2 separate regions of the Mus musculus genome follow, and region 1 is linked to region 2. The links are chromatin loops, found by intact Hi-C in ENCODE. Cell type or tissue: gastrocnemius. All regions are shown on one strand.

The links. Peaks named below come from ENCODE experiments on the same cell type or tissue, not always from the same donor. Only the 100,000 strongest peaks of a DNase experiment are listed, where the experiment ranks them.
Region 1: it touches region 2 in a loop (6-fold over the local background); 2 of 42 quality-filtered maps call a loop at or near these places.

Annotation. Positions count from the first base shown.
Region 1 is chr17:5,145,325-5,153,324 of GRCm38, forward strand. All of the region lies in intron 4 of Arid1b (AT rich interactive domain 1B (SWI-like)), which reads left to right. Among named protein-coding and RNA genes, the nearest start is that of Gm34854, 75 kb to the right of the region's middle. In gastrocnemius, no CTCF peak of the experiment used is centred here; no DNase peak of the experiment used is centred here; H3K4me3 peaks cover 308 bases; H3K27ac peaks cover 2,351 bases.
Region 2 is chr17:5,073,484-5,081,483 of GRCm38, forward strand. The region is part of intron 2 of Arid1b (AT rich interactive domain 1B (SWI-like)); the gene reads left to right. Among named protein-coding and RNA genes, the nearest start is that of Arid1b, 82 kb to the left of the region's middle. In gastrocnemius, no CTCF peak of the experiment used is centred here; DNase peaks (open chromatin) are centred at 3,543 and 7,744; H3K27ac peaks cover 783 bases.

The DNA of each region.
Region 1 (8,000 bases), 72 kb after region 2:
GTCAGTGACTGCAGCTTGCACCACTTCCCTTCCTTTGTGACCAGAGAGGTCTGCAGTTCAAGCCTCGCAGGTCTTCTGGGGCTGCCTAAGTTTGTTTGCTGTTCAAGTTTTCCTTTAGAAAGATCTTAGAAGCTTGTCTACTCCGTGATGTAACTCAGAGCATTGTGAACTACTGACATGGCTATTTTTAAATCCAACATTTCAGTTGCTTTATACCGTTTCCCAGGTTCTTTCCTTAACAACCTACCAGTGTCCATTTTTGACAGAACTAGGCCCCGGACCTGTGAGGTGTGGTATCTGTGTGTAGCGTGCCGCTTGCTGACGTCTAGTACATCCCTTGAGAGCTGAGACATAATCTCTGCTCTTGAAATAGTGTATTACGGTTTATAGTAAACCAAAATTGGGGTTACCTTTGGAAATTGTGTTAGTGCAAATAAGAAATAATGTGTACAAACTTTATTGACAAAATGATGCCTTTAAGAACTGTTTGTGAGCAAATGTTTTTCCTCTGTAGGAGTCTGGTTGCATGCTACACAGAGTCAACAGAATCCCTACAGTTTAGTATAGTACAGTTCCTACAGCGACTTGCTAACGACTTAAAAAGCAAGCCAACATTGCATTGCTAATCCCTGTATTGCATTCTGACTTAGAGGGAAGATTTGTCAAATGGGACAAACCACCAAGTTACTCTTTGCAAGTAGCCCAAACAGAAATAAGTAGAATGCTATTCAGAATTAGCAAAGGCACAGCCTTAAATTGCACACACTCCCCTGCTCCTTCCTTAGAATTGCACACTCCTCTGCTCCTTCCTTAGAATTGCACACACTCCCCTGCTCCTTCCTTAGAATTGCACACACTCCCCTGCTCCTTCCTTAAAATTGCACACTCCCCTGCTCCTTCCTTAGAATTGCACACTCCCCTGCTCCTTCCTTAGAATTGCACACACTCCCCTGCTCCTTCCTTAGAATTGCACACACTCCCCTGCTCCTTCCTTAGAATTGCACACTCCCCTGCTCCTTCCTTAGAATTGCACACTCCCCTGCTCCTTCCTTAGAAGTGCACACTCCCCTGCTCCTTCCTTAGAATTGCACACTCCCCTGCTCCTTCCTTAGAATTGCACACACTCCCCTGCTCCTTCCTTAGAATTGCACACACTCCCCTGCTCCTTCCTTAGAATTGCACACACTCCCCTGCTCCTTCCTTAGAATTGCACACACTCCCCTGCTCCTTCCTTAGAATTGCACACTCCCCTGCTCCTTCCTTAGAATTGCACACTCCCCTGCTCCTTCCTTAGAATTGCACACACTCCCCTGCTCCTTCCTTAAAATTGCACACTCCCCTGCTCCTTCCTTAGAATTGCACACACTCCCCTGCTCCTTCCTTAGAATTGCACACACTCCCCTGCTCCTTCCTTAGAATTGCACACTCCCCTGCTCCTTCCTTAGAATTGCACACACTCCCCTGCTCCTTCCTTAGAATTGCACACACTCCCCTGCTCCTTCCTTAAAATTGCACACTCCCCTGCTCCTTCCTTAGAATTGCACACTCCCCTGCTCCTTCCTTAGAATTGCACACACTCCCCTGCTCCTTCCTTAGAATTGCACACACTCCCCTGCTCCTTCCTTAGAATTGCACACACTCCCCTGCTCCTTCCTTAGAATTGCACACTCCCCTGCTCCTTCCTTAGAATTGCACACTCCCCTGCTCCTTCCTTAGAATTGCACACACTCCCCTGCTCCTTCCTTAGAATTGCACACACTCCCCTGCTCCTTCCTTAGAATTGCACACTCCCCTGCTCCTTCCTTAGAATTGCACACACTCCCCTGCTCCTTCCTTAGAATTGCACACTCCCCTGCTCCTTCCTTAGAATTGCACACTCCCCTGCTCCTTCCTTAGAATTGCACACACTCCCCTGCTCCTTCCTTAGAATTGCACACTCCCCTGCTCCTTCCTTAGAATTGCACACACTCCCCTGCTCCTTCCTTAGAATTGCACACTCCCCTGCTCCTTCCTTAGAATTGCACACACTCCCCTGCTCCTTCCTTAGAATTGCACACTCCCCTGCTCCTTCCTTAGAATTGCACACTCCCCTGCTCCTTCCTTAGAATTGCACACACTCCCCTGCTCCTTCCTTAGAATTGCACACACTCCCCTGCTCCTTCCTTAGAATTGCACACTCCCCTGCTCCTTCCTTAGAATTGCACACACTCCCCTGCTCCTTCCTTAGAATTGCACACTCCCCTGCTCCTTCCTTAGAATTGCACACTCCCCTGCTCCTTCCTTAGAATTGCACACTCCCCTGCTCCTTCCTTAGAATTGCACACTCCCCTGCTCCTTCCTTAGAATTGCACACACTCCCCTGCTCCTTCCTTAGAATTGCACACTCCCCTGCTCCTTCCTTAGAATTGCACACTCCCCTGCTCCTTCCTTAGAATTGCACACTCCCCTGCTCCTTCCTTAGAAGTGCACACTCCCCTGCTCCTTCCTTAGAATTGCACACTCCCCTGCTCCTTCCTTAGAAGTGCACACTCCCCTGCTCCTTCCTTAGAATTGCACACTCCCCTGCTCCTTCCTTAGAATTGCACACACTCCCCTGCTCCTTCCTTAGAATTGCACACACTCCCCTGCTCCTTCCTTAGAATTGCACACACTCCCCTGCTCCTTCCTTAGAATTGCACACACTCCCCTGCTCCTTCCTTAGAATTGCACACTCCCCTGCTCCTTCCTTAGAATTGCACACACTCCCCTGCTCCTTCCTTAGAATTGCACACTCCCCTGCTCCTTCCTTAGAATTGCACACTCCCCTGCTCCTTCCTTAGAATTGCACACACTCCCCTGCTCCTTCCTTAGAATTGCACACTCCCCTGCTCCTTCCTTAGAATTGCACACACTCCCCTGCTCCTTCCTTAGAATTGCACACTCCCCTGCTCCTTCCTTAGAATTGCACACACTCCCCTGCTCCTTCCTTAGAATTGCACACTCCCCTGCTCCTTCCTTAGAATTGCACACTCCCCTGCTCCTTCCTTAGAATTGCACACTCCCCTGCTCCTTCCTTAGAATTGCACACACTCCCCTGCTCCTTCCTTAGAATTGCACACACTCCCCTGCTCCTTCCTTAGAATTGCACACTCCCCTGCTCCTTCCTTAGAATTGCACACTCCCCTGCTCCTTCCTTAGAATTGCACACACTCCCCTGCTCCTTCCTTAAAATTGCACACTCCCCTGCTCCTTCCTTAGAATTGCACACACTCCCCTGCTCCTTCCTTAGAATTGCACACACTCCCCTGCTCCTTCCTTAGAATTGCACACTCCCCTGCTCCTTCCTTAGAATTGCACACACTCCCCTGCTCCTTCCTTAAAATTGCACACTCCCCTGCTCCTTCCTTAGAATTGCACACTCTCCTGCTCCTTCCTTAGAATTGCACACACTCCCCTGCTCCTTCCTTAGAATTGCACACACTCCCCTGCTCCTTCCTTAGAATCGCACTCACACTCTCCTGTTTTTTTCTTTTTAGGATGTGATGAGATAGAGATAATTGTGCTTGAAGCTGACTCTCCTGAACGTTTATGAACTGAAGCAGTAGGAAGTACATAGGATATATCTTGCTGTCTTCCTGTCTAGGTCACAGTGCCATTGAGGAGGTACTTGCTGAGTAGCACACCTTCTCCTGTGTTAAGAAAGGACAGTTGCTGTAAAATGGGACATAAGTCACAGAGCTCAAGATTTTCTCACAGGAAAGGAAGAAGCCGGTTTGAACTCCAGGCTTAGTGTTGGCAGCCCTGTGCTGTTACCACAATGGGAAAGTGACAGCGAAGTGGGTTCGAGGACCCACAATGCTCCTGCTCTGCATCTTAATGCCCAGCACACTGAGCTGTTCAATAGAAGCAGGCTACTAAAGCACAGTTGTCATTTAAGTAGTTGGCTGTGACCATTACACTTCACACGCCAGTGACAGCCTGGCCATAGCCTTGGGTCTCTTACCCAGGGTGCCTCTGTATTCCTTTACCTCTTCTGGATCCCTTTCCTGCATCTTGTCTCCTGTCTCCACATGAGGTACCACTTGATAGAAATCTAGTGAGCAGCATCGTTCTTAAAAATATTTGATGGTTCCACTAGAGCAATGCAACCTCTGTACAAGTGTGTCTCGTTTTCTGCTTCATGTACAAGTGGTACCTGGCTAGGGTTTTCTATTTGTTTCTTAAAGTAGAAATAGGTACACAGGACAAGGGGACTGATGTCTATTATTTTAACTACAACTATAATTTTGAAAAAGAAGCTCTGTGTTCTATCCCTCCCAAAACAGTGAGAAACCTCCCTTGGGAGAGGAGGGGTGATGTCTCAGTGTGCGTACATAGGTTCAGACACACTCAGAAAGCAAAATGCCTTTCAGATACAAGGCCCCTTTGCTGTCACTAATAATTCTTAAACTTGGAAATCAGGCCACATTGCTTCCAGAGTTCATTTTTATAGCCCCCCCCCCCCCCCCCCGTTACTAAAAAGGGGAGTTTGGAAAATCTGGGTGTGATGTTTGTGGTTGCTGTAATTTTGGTAGATTGCATCATGTTGTGGTAGGCTTGATTGACCCAGAGTCACTTGTGCCTCGAACAGGTAAGGAGTATGGATCAGGGAGACAGTAGGAGGGGCCACAGTCTTCTTAGAAATGGCCATCTTGAGCCGGGCAGTGGTGGCGCACGCCTTTAATTCAGGCACTTGGGAGGCAGAGGCGGGCAGATTTCTGAGTTCGAGGCCAGCCAGGTCTACAAAGTGAGTTCCAGGACAGCCAGGGCTACACAGAGAAACCCTGTCTCGAAAAACAAAAAACAAAAAGAAAAGACATGTCCATCATTCACAACAGTGTAAGGCATACTTGCTGGGATCGCTGTTTTTGTGATCATTGAGTTTTCTCTGCTTATATTTATAGAGTTTGTCTCTTTTACAAAAACTGATTCTTTTATACTCTTTTACTACGTGGGGAATTTTTAGCATATTCTGTTGTCAAACATAGTTTTACTTCATTCGTTTAAATGATTTCATAGTATCTGTATGGGGTAAGCCTGTGGAAGAGAATGTATGTAAGTATACTGTTTGAATTGTATCTGGACTTCTCTCTTACATTGATCTTTAATACTATTGACGTCTGGAAATTCCAGAGTGGTGTTTACTGGGAAAAAAAGGGGCTTTTTTTCTAAACGAGAGTGGCTCCTTGTGCAGGGCAGCTTTTCCTCGTAGTATATTTATTTGATAGTCTTGTTTACAGAAATTGCATGGTATTCATCTCATAAAACAGAAATGTTTACTTGCTGATGAGTTTGGCTTCCGAGTAGAAGGGCGGACTATAGTGAGTGGTGTGAACTGGGCCCGGCCTGAGTGTGGGTTCTGGAATAGAAGCCCCTGCCTCTGTGTACACGTATGGCTGCAGTTAGGGAAAGGCGCTGTGGAGGCAGTTTCCCGTTTTGTCTTCCTTAGTGTGTTAGTGACGACAGTCAGAAAGACGGGACTCCCTGGCCAGCAGTGAGGGTGCTCTGCCCTCCCCACCACCTGGCAGTCAGGAACTCAGCTGCCTGTCCTCTTAGCTCATCTTGACCTACAGTAGTTGGCTCCTGTGGGCTGAGCTGTGAGGCCTCCAGAGCTCCCATGACATCAGCGGGGTGTGAGTGCTGAGTCAGCTCTCAGTGCTTTATGGTAGTGAGGCAGGGCCTCAGTCCCTGTCATTTGGAAGATTATTCAAGTGCTCTAGTGACACCTTAGAGATCACTGTGGACTGAGCAGAGCCATATGGAAGCCAGTCGTTATGTGGCATTTGAAACCAAAAATCTTGCTAATTCTTCCCCTACTCCCAGTTTTAAAAAACAGTTTTGTTCATGTGCAGAAATGTCAGACAGGGTAATTTGATATTCTGTGTAGAGACTATTTGAGAGAAACATGGTTTAAAATTTTTAATGATAGTAATTTTTGCTTGTATTCAGTCAATATGATGTGTCTCTGGATTAAAAATTGTAATTTTGGAACTATTACTGATGTATAAAAATGATGGTTTTTAAGCCATCTATTTTTTAAAGATTTGTTTTTAATTATATGTATGTATGTGGGCCTATGTATACTTGATTCTGGGTTCCCACAGAGGCAAGAAGAGGGCGTGAAATTCCCTGGAGCTAGTTATGTGTTGCCTAATGTGGGTGCTGGGAACTGAACTCAGGTCTTCTGCAAGAGCCATGAGTGGCCTTTACTGCAAACCAGAGTGTTAGCCCCTAGACTACCTTTTTGACAGCTTCACCTCCTTCTCTTACTGAAAGCATTCCATTTTTGTCAATATTTTAAGAAGACTTACCAATGTTGTATTTGTCTTGTGTGTGTGGTCTGTAAAGGTTTTGCTTTGGGCATATGGAGAAAATCATCCTTTGGTTCGCCTTTATTTGAGCTTGTAGGAAATGAAAAATTATATAAACAACCTAAGTATCAATGTAGATGAGGTGCTAAGTAAATGGTAATAAGCACCAGAGGCCATCTGAACGCGCTCATCTCCGGCTGAGCGATGATTTTGTGTTGTGAAAGGTTAGCTTTTCAACTGCAGGACTTAATTACTTTTCAAATGAATATTTCATAGCAGTTCCTTTAACTGTGCACATACAGCAGAATCCCTAGTCTGCTCTCCATGTGGCCGACGCCGAGCAGCTGGGACGAAGGTTCAAAGTAGTATTGTAAGTCAGTGCTTCCCAGCAGTCACCGAGCCAGCTCCTGTCCGGACTGTGCCGCACAGCATCCACTTTCGAGTTTGTCTGCACTGGCACTGGCTTCGGTTTCCCCACACCGGAACCTGCCTCTTTTACCCAGTGCTGGATGTTATTCTAAGCAGTGTGTCCCAGGCTGAGCAACCTCCCCACTCCCTCAATGTATGTAAAGGGCCTGCCATTCAAGAGAGTGAGTGGCCGTGGGTATCCTGTGGTCTCCTTTAGTAGAATTTAGTAGAAGAAATCAAATCTCTGTGTTGACACATATATATTCATTATATAAAACATAGGTTAAGCTTACATTAAGTTTAGAATATAAAAAGCTCACAAGCTAAAAGTTGCCATAACTCAAATCGAAATAACTATCTTTAACTTCTCTTTTAGCTCTTTTCTATGAAACATGGCTTTAGATACTTGGAATATGATGTAGAGTGGTGCTTACTAAGTTTTGAGACAGCATTTTTTTATTGTTAGCTTGATTGTTAAAACATTTTATTTTAAGCCAGCCATGGTGGTGCACAGCTTGTCCCAGCAGGGAGGCAGAGACAGGCAGTTCGCTGAGTTTGAGACCAGCCTGGCCTAGAGAGTTAGTGCCAGGGCTACCCAGAGAAATCCTGCCTCAAAACAACAAACAGCAACAACAACAACAAAAACAAGACCCAAACAAACAACAAAAAACCAACCAACCAACAAAAAAAAGCATCAAAAAGTAGTATTTAAATTACATTTATAATTATAGTTCATGAAAAATTCATTAATCTTTAGTAAGTTCTCAGACTATTCGGCATTTAAAGGTCTTTGGTTTTGTGGGCAGTATGCGCCTGTTTTCATTACTGGGATGTGTTTTCAGGTATCTCTAGTCTTGGCTTTTATTGCATTTGCTATTGGTAAAATACCGGTACACCTGGCGAGCTCAGCCTGCACACGGGCCGCGGCTCTTGTAGGCATCTGTCGGAAGTTTGGAAGCTGATGGCCATTTCCTTCTGGTTAATGAACTAGTCCTCATCTGCATGCAGTGTAGGGCTCTGGAAAGCACAGCTCGCCATTTCTTGTTTAACGTACATTGGTTCAGAACAACGTCAGGACTGTCCACAGCATCTTAACCCCAAGCTTGACCAGCTCTCTTCTGGGCTGTACAAGTTCAGGGGGAAGGTCACTTCAATACAAAGACTGCGTTCGCTGCCTGTTTCTGGCTCCTCTAACAAGTACAGGGACTGAAAGTTACTTTTAGACTTTGTTACTGGGTATAACATTTTCTTACCTGTTTGTCT
Region 2 (8,000 bases):
GCTGCTGCTGCTGGTGGGTTCCAGCAGTGCTTCTGGGGCCTCCGCTTAGCCATCTTACAGGAGTAAGACTGGCTTCTTCCAGGATGAGGGAGGACAAGCTGAACTTCATGGGAGAGGATCTTCTTGGTCGTTGCTTCTTCCTCCCATGTTTAGGCTGTAGATCCCTTTCGCAGCCCCTCGCATCTGTGCCCGCCAGCTGCCGCTCTGCCCTTGCCTGTATCCAGGGCCATCAAATTCCTGTGCCCTGCCAGCCTTTCTGGTCCACTGCATGTAAGCAGCTCAGGTAGTCACTGTCTGTCCGTCTGTTTATGGCTTCCACATTTTGCTGCAGTTGTTCCTGTACTCAGGAGTTTGTTAGAAGAGCAGACAGAGCGGGCAACCAGAAGCAAGCAGTATTGCCATTTTGTTTAGGAGGGAATGACTCTAGATGTGAGCTTGAACCTGCTACCTTCCTGCAGATGTCTCTGTAGGTTATAAATGTGGAAGTCAGAAAGGTAGAAGTTTGGCTTCTTCTGTACCTTCAGGTCTGCTTGGGGTTTTCTCCTGCTCCGTACAGACTTTTTTAACTTCTGTGAATATGTACACAATTGTGGGTGACAATCTGTCCAATAAACAGAATTTTTACAGACATTAAATATAATCAACAGCCTCAAAGAGTCATGTATATTCTGTTTTTTGTTGTTGTTGTTTTTTGCCTCCCCCCCCCCCCCCCCCCACCAGTGGCTTTGATTGTTCACATAAATTGAAAATGCGGTCTCTTTTGTGTCTTGGAAGTTACTTCATTTAAATATGACTTAATATACTTCACTCTCTGTGCAGACATCTTAAAATTACTTGTGATCACAGTCTGTCCTGTAATGTCACTGACCTACACAACACATCTCACACAGCATAATAAGAGTTGTTATGGGCTGGAGAGGTGGCTCACCAGTTAAGAGCACCTACTGCTCTTTGGAAGGTCCTGAGTTCAAATCCCAGCAACCATATGGTGGATCACAACCAACCGTAATGAGATCTGACGCCCTCTTCTAGAGTGTCTGAAGACAGCTACAGTGTACTTACATATAATAAATAAATGAATCTTTTTTTTTTTTTAAAAAAGAGTTGTTATAATGCTGTTTGTTTCAGAGATATTTCCCATTAACAATATGTGGGTCTCCCTCGCCCTCCCCCTTCCCCTCCCTCTCCACCCCCTCCCCCCCCCGTGTGTGTGTGTGTGTGTGTGTGTGTGTGTGTGTGTAAGTGGTCCATTGGCACATTCCTTTCCTTCCCTTGCTCTCAGCACTTACCACACTTTTGGCTCCTGACAAAGGGTGTGTTGGGCAGACTGTCCTTCATACCGTCATCCATCAGCCCTGTACTCCTCCTGTAACTGCTTCTGTAGCTGTGGACTTTCTGGAGTGTGTGCTGGAGCATCCTCTGGGGAACCCTCCTTCCCCTTCCTCCCCAGATGTCCACAGTTGACACTGTTGTCCGGGACATTGCTGGAGCTCCTGGAAAGCAGCACAGGCAGGCAGTTATCTCACTGGACAAAGTCTGTGCAAGAGGTGCTTGTGGAGGGCAGAGGGCCAGGCCGGGTGCCCTGGTGGGCTCGGAGGTACAGCTGGTGGTTGGTGTTGGCTAGAAGGTTTACCTGCTAAGGGCAGGAGTGTGTGCTGGGAGCCCCTTTACATGGATGCAAACTGGGCTGAGCAGGATGGGGGTGTCCTGCCCTCATCTTGATAGTACACGTGCATGCACATTGTTTGCTGTGGAAGGGTGGCCTAGATGTGACACTGGAATGTGTGATTTCCTAACCAGCTGCATCAGAAAGTACTTGAGTAGTACCCAAGTAGGGTCATGATCAGAAAGACATGTGATCTTTTTTCCACTTTGTTTGTATGTGGAAATCATTGCAGATGGAGCGGCTGGTAACCCACAGACATTTATTCTTTCAATGTGGTAGTCCAAGACCAATGTGCTGCCAGGACCTGTTTCCTGATGCGTGGCCCCTGCTTTCTGCATGTGCACCTGGAAGACAGGGGGCCACCTGGGTCTGAAGTCTCATGTAAAAGGTCTCTCCTTAAAGCTGACTATCTAATTACTCCCCAAAGGGTGAGCTCCTGCCACCTCACTGTGGCCACGAGGGGTAGATTGCCAGTGTAAGCATTGTGGAGGGATACTTAAGACAAAACTTAATAGTGAATTAGTTATTTTTGTACAAAGCCACCCAGAACTATATATGATAGCTCTTTAGATATTTAAAAAGCTGGGCTTAGTGTCACACACCTTTCATCCCAGCACTCAGAAGCCAGAGAGATAGGTGCATCTCTGTGAGTTTGAGGCCATCCTGGGCTACATAGTGTTCCAGGGCTGCTTGAGCTACATAGGACTGTGTCTCTGAGGGGTATGAGGAGATTAAAAGAAAAGATTTAAAGATGAATTTTGGTTATAGTTTTAATGATTCTTGTGGTATTTTCTATTATATCAGTGTGGAATAGGAAGATTTTAAAGAATTCAGCTACATTGTTCTAAAAAGGTGTCAGTCTCAGAATAGCAATCATGGTGATACACATTTTTAAGGAAGTCATAGCTTGTAAAAATTACTCATTGAAAAGTCTTCCTTAAAATATCTGTTTCCATTCAGGATGCTCATTTCTTTTAAATTGACATTCATTGTAGGAAATATTTGTATGTTTTAAAAATGAGTTTAAAGACTTGCAACTTTGTGTCAAAGGCCATATTCTCATAGTAACTTTAGAAAATTTCCTTAATGATACTTCCTGTACAACCAAGAAATAAAACAAAACACAAACAAACAACAAGCCCCAAATGTTGCCCGACATTCGCAGGCCTTGCTCAGGAAGAGGGCCACTCTTCTTTTGTTGCTTCAGGCTCTGCCTGTCAGAAGGGAGGAATAATTATGGTTTTTTTTTCTTTCTTTTTTAGATTAATTTGTACATTTATGTACATTAAAGTGCTCAGTGTAATTTACTATATTTGCCTTATAAATATTGGCAGAATTCCATCCTTAATGAGTTTGTAGGTCAGTAATCCAAATAAACCTAATTTACTGAAAACAGTGAGCTAAGGGCCTCTATAGTTCATATTGATCTGGCTGTCTGAGGGGTTGGCTGGACATGGGGACCGTGTCTACTCTGCTTTTCTCACTAATATCAGACTTGACGGTATGTGAGCAGAAGTCCACCAAGAATTAATGACAGATAGGATATGAAGAGATACATTTGTCAAAAGTGAACTTTAAAATGGATTCCTTAATAGAGAGTCTTAGAAACAAAACAAAAATAAATGTGACATTATCTTGTGGGAAAAATTAGTTCTGAGAAAGTTGTAGAGTCTCATTTAGCAACTTTAGACACCTGTTGAAAATATTTTAAGAATATCACTTCTATAACATTTCCGTGTTTCTTGTTATAAAACATAACAACTGACAGCTATGACTATTACTAGCTCTGTTGTGAATGGTGCAGTAAGCTGTGAGGCTGGAGCAGGGCCAGCCATGGATAAGGATGCCCATGCCCGTCGTTCCCAGAGGGTCACCATCCCTGTGGGAGTGTTACCCATGCTTGCTCTCGTCTACCTAGGCAATTCTAGATCTAACTCCTGGATTATGGTGTCCTTGAAGAAGGACAGCTGGTGGCTAGAATGCCCCTACTGGCCTGGACCCCATTCTCTCATGTGACAGCAGACAAATCTGGGGAGAGCTTTGTGCATTTTGGAGAACACCATCCTTCCTGCTTGTGCCAGCAGTGCCCTTTTGTAGTGCTGCGAAGCTCAGAGCCCTACTTTGGGCTTGAGGGCTGAGGCAGGGTTCGGGCACAGCTTCCTGTGAGATGGCTGTGTATGGCAGACCCAGCCTAACGCGGAATGCAAAGCACCCTGGCTCCAGAGGCTGAGCATACCTGAATATACCCTTACTCTAGGGCTTGGGGTAGCAGATATAGTAGCACATTAATTAACTGAGGTAAAGCTCAGTCTCTGTCTTTGATCTCGATAGCTTACATTTTTCTTGTGCTTTCTAGCTTTATTTATAAGAGCTTGTTTGAACTAAGTCTTGTCAAAGATCAATCTGTGTGGTATTTTAGAATCCATGGAACATGAATTCTCAATCTGCCAGGAAAATAGAAAGCCCTTGAAAATCATATTTAACATGGGGCATACATCACATGGATAGGTGTATAAGAATTGTGCTGTGTTTGAACATAATCTGTATGCTAATTTTTTAAAGTATTATGTTGGACTCTGGAGCAAATCAGAAATAGTAGGTTTTACTAAATCTCATTCTCTTGTAGCCATCCTTAGTAATGATTCTCCTTCCCCTGACTGGCAATTTTCTTTATGTTTTATAGTTGAGATTTCCATTCTTGTATTTTAATATGTGGAACCTTTGGGTTTCTAATACACTAGAAATGCCTTTATAGTTTATCTCAATAAATTTGATGACTAGAAAGTAAGTGAGCCCTCTACCCTTTTGATAATCTGCAAGAAGAAAGACGACTTGCTAACAGAGATGTACCAGCAGGGCTGAATCTAATAACTTTCCTGGCTTCGTGTTTATTGTGTACAAAGGTGGTGACATTTTGCAGGTCAGGAATACCATAGCTTATTTTCATGTCTTGTTCTTTGCAATACCTAGCTAGCCCGGTGCCAGACAGGCCATAGGTGGCGGATTAGAGAAGGGCTTGCTAAGGGAACACACGGAGCAACCCCCCAGCAAACGCCACAGAGGGTTCTGTTTACCTCTGTCGCGGGCAGGGTGGAAAGCAGTCTCGCACAGTGCTTTTGAATGTTATAACCATAATAACAAGGTTCCCCTTTTTTCTCTGTCCTTAGTTTTAGAAGGTACTGAGACTGAGTAAACAACCCTCTGGATGTCCACCGTGATTTTCTGATGTCTGTGATCCTGAAGTGTGTGGTGGTAGGAAGGAGTGCTGGGGTAGACTCTGGACTTCAGCCTTGGCCCCTCAGATCTGTGTCCTTTTTGTTGAGCAGAGCATGAATGTTAAATATGTTAAAGCAAGCCGCTGGGACCTGGTGTTTGGTACATCATCACATCCTGTCTCCCCATCTTCCTTGTCATCCTTTTTCAATTCTCACTGCTCAGTTTTAGGCATTGATTTTCAGTCTGTATTGTTTAGTGACTTGGTAGACATTCATCAGTCATTTCCCTCCTTCAGGTCCGACTAGGGCAGAGAGAGGCATGAGGTTTAAGCACAGTGCTGAGGGATAAAGCTGCTTTATCCCCTCGCGCTTCAGCCTGGGGACACTGATGTCACCCGATGGTCACATGCAGCTTTTACCAGGGATTGCCTCATGCAGCCTGAGCTGGCAGGCCTCCTGGCTCCAGGCCTGTGCATGAAGCCTTTCTCTCCTCTTCTTCCTCTCACCCACCATTCTTCCCAAGACACCATGTAGGCTGAGCCTGTGTGTGCCATGTTGGGCAGGCTGTTCTTACCGACTTGGAAGCTTTAACTGGGAGCAGGGAGCTTGCCTTTCCCTTTACCCTGGTACCTTGAAAAGTGTCTTTCATAGGATGGTGCTATTGGGTATGGGCTCTGTGGGTCAAGCACAAATCAAACAAAATATTAATACACTTTTGTTTGTTATATTAAAAGCAGACAGTGGTCTGACAGAAAGTCTGCGTATGAATACTGCATTGAATTCCACGTACATGATGTACAGACCAATGAAAAATGTTAAATTTTCAGGTTTGATTGTTTCTTCCAAAAGAGATTTTATAGTACTAGTAGTAAGAACAATAACAACAACAAGTCCTTAGAATTCAGTTAATTTTTTTTCTGTATATATTCAAATTTCAGCATTTAGTGGTGTTGAACAGAAGATGGGAAACATTGAAATGTGCCAGGAGGCCAGGTCATGCACAAATTTTGATTTCCATACGAAGCTAATTGTAGCTTAAAGACTGCACTGCCATTGAGTGGGCTCCGCTGTCACTACAGTGTACAGGAAGGAATCCTTCGACGTAGGATATTGATGCTTTGTGAAATCAAAGTAGGCCAAAGGGAGATGAACTAATGCTAGTCTCTACTACATTCTAAACATGTGGAGGAGACGTTAGGATTTCTATAAAAATCACTGTGAGAGTTAGTGACCTATGACCACCGGCAGGGCCCAGAGCTAAGGGACAATGAGGCTGAGCATGGGAGGATATGCGATGGAGCATGGGAGGATATGCGGTGGGAGGATATGCGATGGAGCATGGGAGGATATGGGATGCAGATGCTGTGATTTGGTGTGGTCTGTGTCTTTGTGGTCTGCTTGCGCTTTAGAGCTGTGGCACACAATGAATTGTCTGCCACTTGGTATGTTCAGGACTTTGATCTGAGGCGCCTTCTCTACTGAAAGGAGAGCCTGGGTTCTGGGTCTCTGGATGCCTCTGGGGGTCCGGGTTCCTTAGTTCCACCTGTCTCCCAGCCTCAGGCCTGCACTATGGAACCCTGTGTAGTTTTGTAGATTAAAAATACAGGGACAGGCTGCTGGTAACTTGTTCTAGTGTGACAACTCATGCAAGAACCTCTTCTGTGTGGCAGAGCACCACCCTGCTGTCCTGGACTCTGACATCACCTTATAAGGGACCCTTGACCTCTACATTTTGCCTCTGTTTGTGACTTGATATCCCTCATCTCTTTCTTGTCTTTTTGATGAAACTTTGACTACTTCACAAAGCTCAGCTGCATTCTGCTTTGTAGTCCTAGTCTCTTTCCAGAAGGTCTGCAGTATCATGTTGTGTTGCATGCTGGGAAGGGAAACATGCATCTTAAAGTAAAACAGCTTGTCTGTGCTGATAGCCAAATACTCTCTTTCAAAAATCACTTATTCTTTAATTATGCACCTGTGTGCACTTGAGCGTAGGTGTAGGTGCCCTCCAAGTCCTGAGGCATCCGATTCCTTGGAGCTGGAGTTACAAATCCTTGCAAGCTACCTCGAGTGAGTGCCGGGAACTGAAGTTGGGCTTTCTGCATAAGCAGTTCACACTCCTCACTGCCAAGTCATCTCTCTAGCCCCACTCTTGGTGCTAGAGTTTATCTCTCTTAAAAGACTACCTTGCAGTCCCTTACTAAGTACAGTTGAGAACCCCTTACCGAAAATATCTGAGGCCAGGTTGGGGTCTTCGGGTTTTATTGCATCTGCATTTATAAAATGGGCCGCCTCAAGGTGTGGGACTCTAAACAGGACACTGACACACAGTCTGCAGGAATTTAATACAGGATTTTTACTTGTGTTTTGACCTGAGACCAACACTTGAGGCCAGTTGTCTAGTGCACCATTAGTACTTACACAGTTTGTTTTAGATAATGAATGTTCAGCCAGAATAAAATCTAGATAAATGCTTGTAGCTGATAGCCATTTACTACCCATCAGGCTGTCTTGCCTTCATTAAACTGACCGTGTGTATGCCGTGTGGTAGAAACCACAGTTTGTGAAAGAAAAGGTTTCTTTTGGGAAGCGAATGTAGGCGTGCACGGATAGTGAGGTGTGTGAGCTTTGCACGGTCAGAGCTGGGGAACTAAACAGAGTGTTAGTAACTGGACTCAATGATGGCCGTGATGAGGAAGTTCCTGAGAGAAGAGCGGAATTGTTTGCACAGTTCAAAGTGGACTGCTCTTATAAGATGAAATGAGGAAGGCTAAGTGAGGTGAGATGCTTCACAGTGCCAGCCAAACTGGCTGCCCGGTGGCTGTGCAGATCTTGGGCTATGGCTTGCCACTGGGCTGTTTCTCCCTGCCAGCTGCTGTACACGGGAAAGCCAGGCTCTGTTTAGATTTAAGCGTGTGGGGCTTTTGTCAGTGAGTTGTTTGTTGTTCCTGGATCTGAGGTCCCTGGGGGGCGGGGCAGGGGTCACACTGAAGGCTGCATTGCCACACTTTGTTGTTGTTTGATAGTATGGAGATTGACAGTGCAGATTAGAATATAGAGTGTTACATGGTATAGAGCGTTATGTAGTCTAGACTGTTGCGCAGTTCTGGTCTTGCTGTTAC